2 separate regions of the Homo sapiens genome follow, and region 2 is linked to region 1. Evidence: chromatin contacts called from ENCODE Hi-C data. All regions are on one chromosome and are shown on one strand. Each heading gives the region's core, a stretch centred on a gene start or an enhancer-like site at or near the end of the contact. The rest is flanking DNA. Distances are from core to core; before and after follow the strand shown.

Region 1 (6,351 bases), core at 3,170-5,669:
CACACACAGGTTATTACAATTTTATCAAGAAATTATTAGCCTTGTCTTAAATCTCAAAAAATTTGAATTGACGGTGAATATGTGGAAAGTGACAATATACAAGGTTATCCACTATTGGAAGGTGTGTGTGGAACAGAACAGAACTAGATCACATAGCTGTGGAGAACAAAAGCTCAAGAAGAAAAAAATTCAAAATGAGTTTATATTTTTCTCACAATAACTGTGGGCACCCTTCAAGCTTCAGTTAAGTGATGACAACATAATTAGACAGTAAAATATTCTGTTTCTGAACTGTTCTTTGTGTGACCTTCAGTTATCTCTGAGGATCCTCAGGTTTCTTAAGGTTTCCTTAGGCTGTCTGTTTAATCTGATTTTTCTGAAAAATGTACATGAATAAATAGGCCCTCCAACCAAAAATATTAATATTTAACATTTAGCCAAAGAGGTAGCAAATATTATTTTCAAACAAAATGAAGTAAGATAGAAGAGCTGAGACAATATAATATTCTGCTTAGAGGGAAACAGTAGGTTGCCACTGATTTTTAGTCCTGTGTTTTGAAAACTATTTGAGATAGAAGGACTAAAATTGCAATGAAGATTACTGCAACACAGTTACTTGGTCCTCCTATCATTAATTGATTAAAGGTAATTGCCAGGGAGTCACCTCTGGAGGGCAGTGCAGTCTTATATTTGTTGCAGGAGCTCCAGGTACCTTTAAATTTTCCAGAAGTTCATTTCAAAGATTCTTGGCCTTGTGAGATGTGAGTCATTCCCCGTTTTAAATACTCAAAGGGAACGTAAAGGTGAAAACAAACTCTTTTTCGTTATGATGGTTAGCATGCTAGATTCAGGGAAAATGACGGGAAATAGGACTTACCATATAGAGTTAGTGAATCTCGGTGTGCAAATAAGGAGCTGGCTGATGTTTGTTTTTTTCCCCCCTTTTCCCCACTTTGGTTCAGATACTTGTGAACCTCCATTTCATGATCCTTGTTTTTGTCTCTGTCTTACTCTAAAATACAAATCTGTATCTTCTAAGAAAATCTTTTAACAGCCTCACCATATAGGGTGTTGCAGAAGGTCAGCTCGGCGGCCAGCAAAATATCTTCCAGTACCTTAACAAATCAGCAAAATATTTTGAGAAATGCTTTACTTTTATGAACAAATACCCTGCTAGTTATTGGATTTGTCATAGCATCTAAGGTTTCTCTCATAACCATACTGACCTTCATGTGCTATTGTATTACAAAACCAACTCTTTATGTAATCAAACCTAAGGAAGAATGCTTAATTAGCTATACATGACCCTGTGTTATGATACAGGCATACAAAAGTTATTTTCTTCAGCACTATCTAGCTATTGTACAAAGAAACTTCTTTATAAAGTAAGACATGGGATATTTGATGTCTCAGGAGTAAAGTAATATTGGGATTTTTTTTTTTCCTCTGCAAGCTGTTTGAGAGCTTTCAGCAGGGGGATACCGTATTTAAAGGTAGCCTAAGATCTCATAACTCCATGTGTCACAAAAACTGTGTAGGTTATGAAAGACTTTTCTCGTGAGCAAAACAACTGTGCTTTTTAGCTCTAAATCATGACATAGTCTTGTTATACCACAAAGAATTAAAGAATGTTAAGTAAATGACTTTCTTCCCTCCCTCTGTGCCTCTGAGGATAGTTATTAATGCCGATTCTTGCTGCTGAGTGATCCTGAAGCTACTGTGGCAACCTTTTTATTCCCTGAGTGCAAATGAATCCTCTATGAGGTAATTGAAGGAAATTGATGACATTATTTGCTGTATCTTGGGTATCAACAGCATATAAATGAAAAACACAGCAGAATGCCTGGCCTGTGTTACCACATTGACCTACACATTTGGATCTGAAAGATCTCGAGCTATTTTCTGCCTAAGCAGACTTTGCACCTTTGTGTTTTATAGTGAAGTAGCAGGTACACAACTTTTTAAAATCATGAACTCCTAGCATTGGATTACCACCACCTGGTGTAAGGGATAGGTTTTATAGAAACACAAAGAGCATGGACTTATTCTTTTCATTTTTGTTCTTCTTTGCCAATTTTAATGTTATCTTCACAATCTGAACAGTGTGACCTGTTTCACCTTCTTTTATTTTGAATGTTAGTGTATGCACATTCTAAGCCAAGGGTGGCTTTACCCTTTAAGTTAAATTAAACCATTTGGGACTTAGCAAATTCTGGGTTGTATGTTTTAAGGTGAAAAAAAAGCACTAAAAAGAAAATTTAAAAGAAATTTTATCATCATATAGGGTGTGGATGAATGATTCAAATAGAAAACCTATTTTAAATCAGCCCTACTGAATGAACTATACTAAAAGGACATTTATTTACCTAGTTAGGGAAAAAAGTCACTTTAAATATGGTCTCTAGTTACTTTTCTTCCCATTTATTACATTTGCCACTTCATTGTGACCTTACTATGACCTTGTAGTTTATGGGCTAAAGGTAACCATTATGCAATAATGAAAATATGCAGGCCAGTCTTTACCACCTTGAAAAAATTGGTTTCTTATATTTTGTTTAAATTAACACACTTTGCTATTTATAAAGCTCTGCTCTACGGTGCTTGAAAGAGGAGAGAAGAATTAATCGCAACTAATGTGCAGATTTAGGCTTTTAGAGACTGTGTTTAGTGGAGGTGAGTCAGCAGGCCTTGTTATATTAATTATAGTGGTTTGATTCTCTACTGGTTTTGATTCACAGAGATATGCGCTGTACGTAAGAATTAAAGCATCAATTGCTTAGGAGAAAAAGGAACTTAAAAATCAAACCATTAATACCTATCTTTGCTTTCTTCTTTTGTCTAATTTGTTTTATTTTAGTTATCCAGGCCCAGATTTCCTCCACTTTCCCTTTGCCTTGATCCCAAAACCTGACCTCTGTGAAAAAGGCAATTCATCAATTGGATGTGGTGAGGGAAATGCCCTTCAGAAGGATCTAAAACAGGCAATACAAAAAGCTTTAGACAGTCAACACATCGGGGCACGTAAGCTCTGATGTGACTTGTTATCTCTGAGACCAGTGTTTGCATTCTTCCTGGTTTGTTCCTTAGGCTTGGAAATGCACTGAAACCACAGCTGGTCTTGAAGAGCCATAGAGGATGTGATACAAGGAATGATAAATTAATAATTACAGATCCTCAATCTGCTTATTGTCAGTCATTTTTTCTACCACCAGTTACAAATCCAGTCTTTATTCTCAAACAGAAGTGATGATAATTATCCTTGGTAAAATAACTTTCACATAATGTTGATTGCAGACAGTCACCAAGGGCTATGCTCCAAGTACACTTCTCACCATTTTTATACATGAAATAAAAACTCTTATTATCTCCACTTGTCCATGAGGAAACCAATGTACAGAGAAATTAAGTACCCTTCTCAGGGTTACACAGAAATTCAAGAGCTGGATTTTTACCACAAAGGATGGTTTAGAGCCTCTGGTCTTAACCTTCCAAGAGTCTGGGTTCTTGGGAATCTTCATTTTCAACATAGGCTCTTTATACTACCAGAACTAGCATGTTCTTCAGATATTCAAAACGGAGACTTTTAATAAGTTCATTATTAAAGAAGTGAATAATTTAGGATTAAAAAAATTCTGTTAAAAATGGGTTGCTCATAATTAATGAAGGCAGATATTTAAACCATGAATCCTTTATAAAACCTTGGGATGTGAAAGCTTATTTTGAAATGGACTGTTGGACTGCATGCTAAAAGTATACCCAGAGTGAATTTTCAGAGACATTAGAGACAAATTTAACATCACCCTCAAATCTGTGGAAGGTTAAATATACAGAGTGTGAGACATTGAGAATTAGGCATTTACAGGTACTTTTCCCCAGAGTTTGGTTTGGTGAGGGATTTAACCCCCATTTCGTGACACTGATCAAGGCAGGACATTTTGAAGGAAAAGCACTACAAAAAGGAGGAATTGCCTTGTCATGTTATGAAGCATTTAATTCTAAACTTCTCTGTTTTAAAAACAAAAGAGGCCTATCTATAGATAAACAAAGTAGACTCGTGATTTCCAAGGGCTGGGGCAGGAATGGGTGGGTATTAGCCATAAACTGGCTAGAGGGATCTTACTGCAAGCGATTGAAATGTTCCAAAATTGGATTATAGTGATCATTGTACAATCTGGTTTAAATGAACTTTGAAATCATTGAATTGTACCCTTTAAATGACCAAATTTATGGTATCTAAATATACCTTAGTAAAGTCATTTTTAAAAATGCATGTAAAAAAACTAAAAAAGAAAAAAAGGAAGATCCAGAATTGGGTCTTCAGACAGAATCATTATTTGCATCAAATTCAGAATTTCCCGTACATGATATTAATTTACTTCTCTAATTTGAAGTATGACACTAAATGTAACACGTTAGGTCATACATTTGGCAAAGACAAATTCTTCCTGCCTGTACTTTTTCCTTTCAGTTTTTAATAGGTGGCGCCATTATTCTTTGTAGCCTCTAGAGGGCAGCACATAGGTTTTTTTTTTTTTTTTTTTTTTTTTTTAAAGACAACAAACTTGTAACTCCCAAGCATCAAGAATGCCCAGTTGTTTCAGATGAACTCTCCAATTTTAGTTCATCCTGACGACCTCACAGTGGAGGACCTTCCTATAGTGACTCCTGCGAATGAATCCTCCCTTCCTTCCTGTTAGTTGCTCCCTTTCACCTCTGGCTATTTAATGTCCTTGAAAGATCTTTCAGCTCTCTCTACAGGGGAACATAGGAGTAATTTCAGTTGAAACTTTCACAACCTTTTTCCTTTAGAGAGCTTGATTTTTAGGTAAAGACAATAGTCAGTTAATGAATAAAACCGGTATTTGCACATGGGGGAGGGTTGATGCCCAGGAGATTGTCATAAGAATTCCTGACACAAGTTCTTCAGATCGCATCGGAAGAATCCGGCTATGCCAAAAGATAAATGTAGAGTTCTCCTCAATGTATGAATAACTAGGGATGCAGGATTTAAAATCTATAAGAATTTTTAAAGTTGTAAGACATAAGCATCCTGGTGTGTTTTTTGATTGTTGTTCTTTTCATTTAATTATTTATTATTAGTTTATGTACAGTAGAAGCCAACAAATAAGGGTTGGAAAGGTAAATTAACTAGCATTAAGGTATATACTGAAAGTCATTTTAAGAAATGCCTTACCTCTTCTCATCCCCACGATTAATGGCATTTTCCCTATGATCATTGAATTTTAAAAATACCTGGAAATTTATACCATTCTAGGATCTTATAGAATCTTATAGGATTTATTGGAGTTGATTTTAGTGTAGGAGCCTGAAACAGTTTTAGGTCCCCCTCACTATGTCTTATTGTTACTTCGTTTCTGACATTCTTCCTATATATCCAATCTAATATATATGTGAAAAAGGGTAGACATCAATCAGTATTAAGAAACAATGAGAAATGCCTGAACAGACCTTTAAGCTGTGATTTAAAAAAATCGTATTTGGGTGATCCTAGCAGTTAAATTGACTTTTTCTTTCCTTCTGTCGTCTCTGTTCTCCTTTTTTTTCCTCAGTAAACTTTGATTGCTTGCTAATTGTGTGCTAGGCCTTGTTTGGTTGTTTATTGAGAGAAAGAAATAAAGGAGAAGGGAGAGAACACAAACACAATTTCTGCCCTTGTGGAATTATAGCCAGTATAGGAGACAGACAAAACAGTATATAAACAAAAAATAACAATACATAATTACAGATTGAAATCAATTCTAAGAAAAAAAAGGTCAGTAAGTATATATAACCTTTGGGGCCAACTTTAGGCTAGAGAGTTAGGAAAGAATTTCTGAGGAGGTGAACTTAGGTGGCCCTACCACATAAAGGATTGGGCAAAGGGTTATCCAGGCAGAGGAACAGAGTATGAGAAGGCCCTGAGTCAGGAAGGAGCATGGCTTGTTGCAGAAACTGAACTAGTGTCTCAGTGTTTCACTGTGAATCAAGAAGTAAGCTAGGATGTGGCTTGGGGAGGTAACTGGCCAGGACTGAAAGATCTTTGTGAGGAGCTTGGATTTGTTTCTAGGTTGAGTGATGCCTCCAGAGGGCAAAAGAAAAACAGCAACATTATCTGATTTTGCTTTTGATAGGATTATTCTGGTTTCTCTATGGAGATTGGATTGGAGAGGGGCTCATATGAATGTGGCAGAAGTTTAGAAGGTGTAGCTGGGTGTGGTGGTGGGCACCTGTAATCCCAGCTACTCGGGAGGCTGACGCAGGAGCATCACTTGAACCCCGGAGGCAGAGGTTGCAGTGAGCTGAGATGGTGCCATGCATTCCAGCCTGGGCAACAGAGAGATACTCCATCTC
Region 2 (5,769 bases), core at 1,764-4,263, 550 kb after region 1:
ATTCTGTTACGCTTATGCTACCAAAAAGTATGAAGATTGCTGAGTTAGGAAGTTATTGCATAGGGAAAGTTTCCAAAGTATGGCTTAGGTTTTGGAATCTCCACTAAGCAAACTGTTATTAATGAAAAAACATGTTTTAATGTTAGGATATATTTGCTATGGTTTGGCTGATTGAAAACATAACTTTTGGATGACAGCTAGACTGTCGTCCCTATTAATAAAAATGCTGTTTGGGTGTCTTGTCAATAGAGGACACTTTTCTTGTAGTGCTTAGATTTGAAGTGAGCTCCTATGTGGTAACTAGTAATTAGTAGGACTGAGTTTACTCACCTGATGTACTGGTATAATTTTTTTTTTCCCTGAAAGTTACTTGCTCTCCCTATAGCCAAACATGAACTTGATGTCTTCTTTTTTATTATCTTTTCTGAGATTGATGAAGAATCTGACAACCTAGGCTAGATCATGTTAAAGATGTTGACATGATGGAAGACTGTCGATTGCCAATAGTAAGTTTCAACTATGTAACAATTAAATAGATCGTACTTCAAAAATTTTATAGATTCAGAATCTACAGATTTTAATCATTTGGTTTAGTCCAGTTAAAATTAATAGTATATTAATTATTTCTTTGGAAGACATGGTGGTTAGCTTACCTTATAAATAATGTGAATACAGTGAGTTAATGATACAGTCTTTAAAAATCTATAAGCCTTGAACTATTCAATGTAATTTGTTATTTAACAAATTATCAGTGTAATTTGTTATATAACTAGGGTTATATAGCCCTAGTAGTATGGATAAAGATGGATATCCACACTAATCACATCTAACTTTTAACAAGCTTCATACTATCTGTGACCTGTAATATAAAAAAATTATCTTCAGTGTGGAAATACTATCAGAAAAATTCAAATTTCTATTCTCACAAATTGATAATGTGCATTTTCTGAAATAAAGTGTTGTTTGAAAGACTTGATAATACACACACAGAAAGATGATAGATTTCTCTGTACATGGATTTCAAACAAGGAGTTTCTCTAATTTAAAAAAAAATGAACTGGTCACACGATATATTCAAAACAAAACAAAGACTTCTATCAGCATAACATTCCAGAGGTTTTTTTCCCTGTCCAAAAGATGTATGAATACATACAAGAATTTTGCTTTAATTGTGATACTCTTAATTTCAAGTCTACAAAAACAACTCAAATCTATACATGCGCACACAGGTGCACACACACTAATGCACCTATGCATACTATCATTATTTAGAAATCAAAGATAAATAAATTTAAAATATGTCTCATTAGGACTGGGAAAACTCTAGGGTGCTTCTTCATGCTTTCTAAGCATGAAATGTACTTGATCCTGGGATGCTGTGAAAACGATGATTTAGCCCACTGAAGAACAGATGGCCCTTAATCACCCCATGTGGCTAAACACACAAATGCCAACCTCAGAGACGCCTTACCTTTGCCCTGTCTGTCCCCTCTAGGCTAGTCCTGCTATATTAAGGGTTATTGCCTTTCTGGCCCTCCCTGCAATCAGCTTTTGAAGTCCATGGCCAAGAAGGCAGTGTGAGAATACCATTATGAGAGAGGTGTTTGCTTAAAGTCATAGTCCGGACAAGATCCCATGGACCCCTTGATAGTCTAGCAGGGAGCCACAAACTTTAGCCAATATCTTCTAATTCCCTGAGGATTCAGAACTGCCCACCATAAAAACATAATGGGCTGTTTATCTGAGCAGCCAGAAGATAACATCTTAAAGTTACAATCTGGGTTACAGACTGGTGACATAAAGCAATAAGAAGTACGAATACCACCCCTACCCTGGGAAAAACAACATGTGAACAGTCTAGTGTATAGATACCACTGGATGCCCTTTTCTCATGCTAATAAGAGCCACAACTTTCCCAACATTTTTCTGTTAAATAGATTAAATATACTTGGGAAGAAATGGATGGACCCCGCCCCTTACTCCATTTGCATGCTTTATACTGTTTTTGAAGTTTGGGACTATGTTAGGAAATATTCCCACTGGCACAATCAAGTGAATTTTTGTGGCACATTTTGACTTCTTTTCAAAGATTGCTTAAGTCCTGTGACATTAATCATGATCTTCTAATAATATACTACAGAGATTCCCAAAAAGATACTTTATTCCCAAGGCTCCAATACTGCAACAGATCAGACTCTCTTTCTCTCTCTGTATATATACTATATATACATATATATATATATACACACACACACACACACACACACACATATATACATATACATATATATATATATAAAATTGTATGAATAATATATTTTGTTCCTGTGATTCTTTGACTCTCTGCTGGGACAGAATTAAAATATCTCAGAGTTAAAAAAAATCCTCTTTTTTCCAAACGCCTGTTATTTGTCTGCATTGCTGACATTAGGGAAAAGAAAAGCTAGGTTTGATATTTCAACTGCATCAATTGAACACGTAATATAGTGGAGACTTTACAACTGTTTGTTTCTGGTAAGCCTGTTTGTTATTATTACCAGTCAACTGGGAGAATCCAATGCCTGTAGGGGATCCCACCCCCAACAAATGAATCTCTATGATTATGGAGAGTGACCAAATTAACCACATAATTGCTAGACTTAACCTCATTGTATAGTATGGGTATTTTACCACATATAAATATGGCCATGAACCAACTATATCTCAACCCACTTGGTTCGTTTTAAACATTTCCTGAACATCCAATAGGATTGTTTTCATAACTTATCTTATTTAATCATAAAAGTTGTTTCCATATATCAGTCCAGTATTTTTAATCTTTTAAATGTTCACATCTGCATATATACATTTCTAATCTACTGCATTTAACAAGCAGCTTTCTTTTTTATTTGTCCCAAGAGTATGTCATATTATTATTTTATGCCAGATTCAATTTAGTCACAAGTTTTGTCTGGCCTTACCTACTGTATTTTCTTCTACCCTTTCAGGAACCCTGTAAAGTGGCAGAGGAAAAGTTACACATGAAATTGCCCTAAAGTGTTTGGAAACAGCTTCAGTCACAACTGCATTGTGCTATGCAATAAAGCTACCCTCACAGGCAACTGTTGCTGGAGGCTGAAGCCTCTGGAATGAGTCTCAGGGAGAATGTACTGCATCCCAAACTGTCTTCCTTAAGGATGACAACAGTGAAATGTCTGCCCTGCTTGGGAACATGCACTAATGCTGCTTTCTCTTACAACTTGAAAACGTTTTATTGGCTTTAAGAATTTGTTTAATCAAATCCTAGTGAAGGTTCTTCTCACTCCTGGGGCTGTTTAGTAAAATATGGATTAGGGCAAAGCCCTCTAATGTGTCCTTAGGAGAGTCATCATGGTGAGATCTGTGGAGGGGTAGGGGAATGAACAGGCTCCAGAAGATTGCTTTTAGCCAAAAAAGAAGGAGAAAAATGAGGCTTTGGCAGGAATAACTCTCTGTGTTTGAAACCAAACTATGAAAGAAAAGTATGTGAGTAAAAAAGATTTCCCCAAAGATTCGTTTGGAATAGAATTTTCAATATAATGAAGATAAAGCAGTTTTGAGAACCCCCTCTAACAATATTTTATTTCTAATAGAATTGCCTGTGAGCAACTGAAACAATTGACAAGGGCAGGGGGAAATGATTGAATGAACTGCATCACTGAAATAAATAAAAATATGCTTACCTCAGGATATCTTGTTGGATTTCCTAAAATATAATTATTTAGCTACGTATTTGAATTAGCACATAAACAAATAAGGAACACTTTTGATTTTAATATCTGAGGAATGGAAAAGTTTGGAAAAAGAAATTTCACACTATTTATAAGTGAAATATGTCTCTAGTTTACATGTACAAATTTTCTGATTCCAGGAATCTCTGCAGTCTCGTTCCTTTGAGTGTTTTCTAATGAGTATAATCATCTATAGTAATAGTATTTATTTACATATGGCATTGTGCTAAGGGGTAAGCAAAACCAATTGTGCAGAGCTAGTCAGTCTGATATAATAAAGCATGATACACAGTTATGTAGGGGAATATGAACAAATATATTCAGCAATTTTCTTGCATGAGCAATTTGAAAACAATTTTACATGTTCAGGCCAGAGAATACATGTTTGATCAGAGTAGGAGAAAGGAGGTGCTTTGAGAAATGATGGAATTTCAGCCTGATGGTTAACTATAGCAAGGGCTGTGGAACTAAATAAACCTGCATTTGGGTCCTGACTTGGCCCTTCTAAGCAATAACATGACTTTAGGCAAGTTGTTAATTTTTTTAAATCCCAGTTTTCTCATTTGTAAAACATAGATGACAACTGCATTTTATTCATAGTTTACGTAAAATACTTGTGTGGCGCCTAAGCAATGGTGTTAGACCAAAATCAGGGAATCGGTAATAATCCTTTCAAGTTTTAATCCATTTTCATCTTTTTTGACTTCTTTATTACATATCCTTCCTCTTGTCAATCTTTCAAATAGACATCCAGTGGAATTTCCTCTCTTCCACATTCTGAGGCCATCCCTAGAGTTTCTGTTTTTAGCTTCCTTAACTCTTTTTTACCATCGTTTCACTGGCAGCCAGCATGTGACCCTGAAAAGGTGAATTTTCATACCCTTGCAGAAAATGTTGACAGCTTTCTTATCTTTGTGTCAGCTATTTACGCCCATTTACTCCTCACTATCTTTCTGACAAACATTCTCATTTATTCTACCTACATCCTAAAGTAAGCCCTGATAAAATGAAGCTTCAATTCCACTCCTAAGATCTCTTCTCTCTTTCATTGTTAGTCACCGTTAGTCGAGAATGTACCATTTGGCTCACTCTGGCTTAGGATCTTTGTAGTCAAGCATGCTGTTCTCTCTCTCTATTTTATCAATCTGGAGTCACTTTAATGTTCCAAATGGAATTGGAGCCAGATACCTCATATTCTGTTCACCTCCACATGACCCTTACACAACTGGCAACAAATCTAGGATGAGAATAATGCTGGCTACGATTGGGAACAGAGATTCTGATGGAAGTCTGTAGTTTCGATAGTCATAATTACAATACACACAATTCCTGTCCTTCCCCAAACACCCAACAATTGGAACAAGTACGAGCTTTAGCATTCCTTGGATTAAAAATATGTATTTTCCCGATTTCTTTTAAGTAGATAAAGTTTACTTTCTACTTTAGTGGCAAGTATGAATTTACTGAAATAGTAAGGTTTTCTGCTTTACATATTCATACAATAAAAGTAGAAGATAATTATGAGAGATACATTCTTCTTCCCAGTCCAACCATGTTATAAAAGGAGGATTTAAAAAAATGCTGCTACCAGGTGAAAGAATTCACAGATTATCTATGATGATCAGGGTGCTGCGTTGCCACTGTAATGATAAAGTGTGTGTGACATAAGATGTGCTCTCAAATCTCATAAAAGTTAAAATCTATATGGAAATATGTCACAGGGATGAATTTGTTATAAAACATTTAGATCCATAAAATATTGCATTGGCTTATTTATCATCTGAGTTTCCTACTTGCTAGATCCTCAGCATAAGTTAATGGGGAACCCTCTACCCTCCCCATTTCTTTTTTTTTTTTTTTTTTTTTTTTTTAGATGGAGTCTCGCTGTCTCCCAGGCTGAAGTGCAGTGACGCGATCCGCTCACTGCAAGCTCCGCCTCCCGGGTTCACGCCATTCTCCTGCCTCAGCCTTCCGAGTAGCTGGGACTACAGGCAACCGCCACCACGCCCGGCTAATTTTT

What was found. A loop is a pair of places that touch in the nucleus more often than their neighbours do. Pooled maps may share reads with other maps.
Region 2: a loop to region 1 is called in a map of PC-3, with 3 times the contacts of the local background. The contact joins the promoter of HDAC9-AS1 here to the enhancer-like site in region 1. A Hi-C loop is called at or near these places in 1 of 168 maps with a recorded cell type or tissue (PC-3), 1 of 37 single-sample maps with no recorded cell type and 2 of 50 pooled maps.

What each region holds. Positions count from the first base shown.
Region 1 is chr7:18,351,837-18,358,187 of GRCh38, forward strand. It overlaps a transcript of HDAC9 not described here. Among named protein-coding and RNA genes, the nearest start is that of HDAC9, 140 kb to the right of the region's middle. RefSeq lists a silencer at 5,870-6,164. Within about 2 kb of position 4,420, at least 3 of the 41 ENCODE cell types and tissues checked have a DNase peak (open chromatin) inside an H3K27ac peak, as active enhancers do.
Region 2 is chr7:18,898,979-18,904,747 of GRCh38, forward strand. HDAC9-AS1 (HDAC9 antisense RNA 1) reads right to left here and starts at 3,014. Exons shown (of 3, transcript XR_927081.3): 1 at 2,961-3,014. All of the region lies in intron 22 of HDAC9 (histone deacetylase 9), which reads left to right.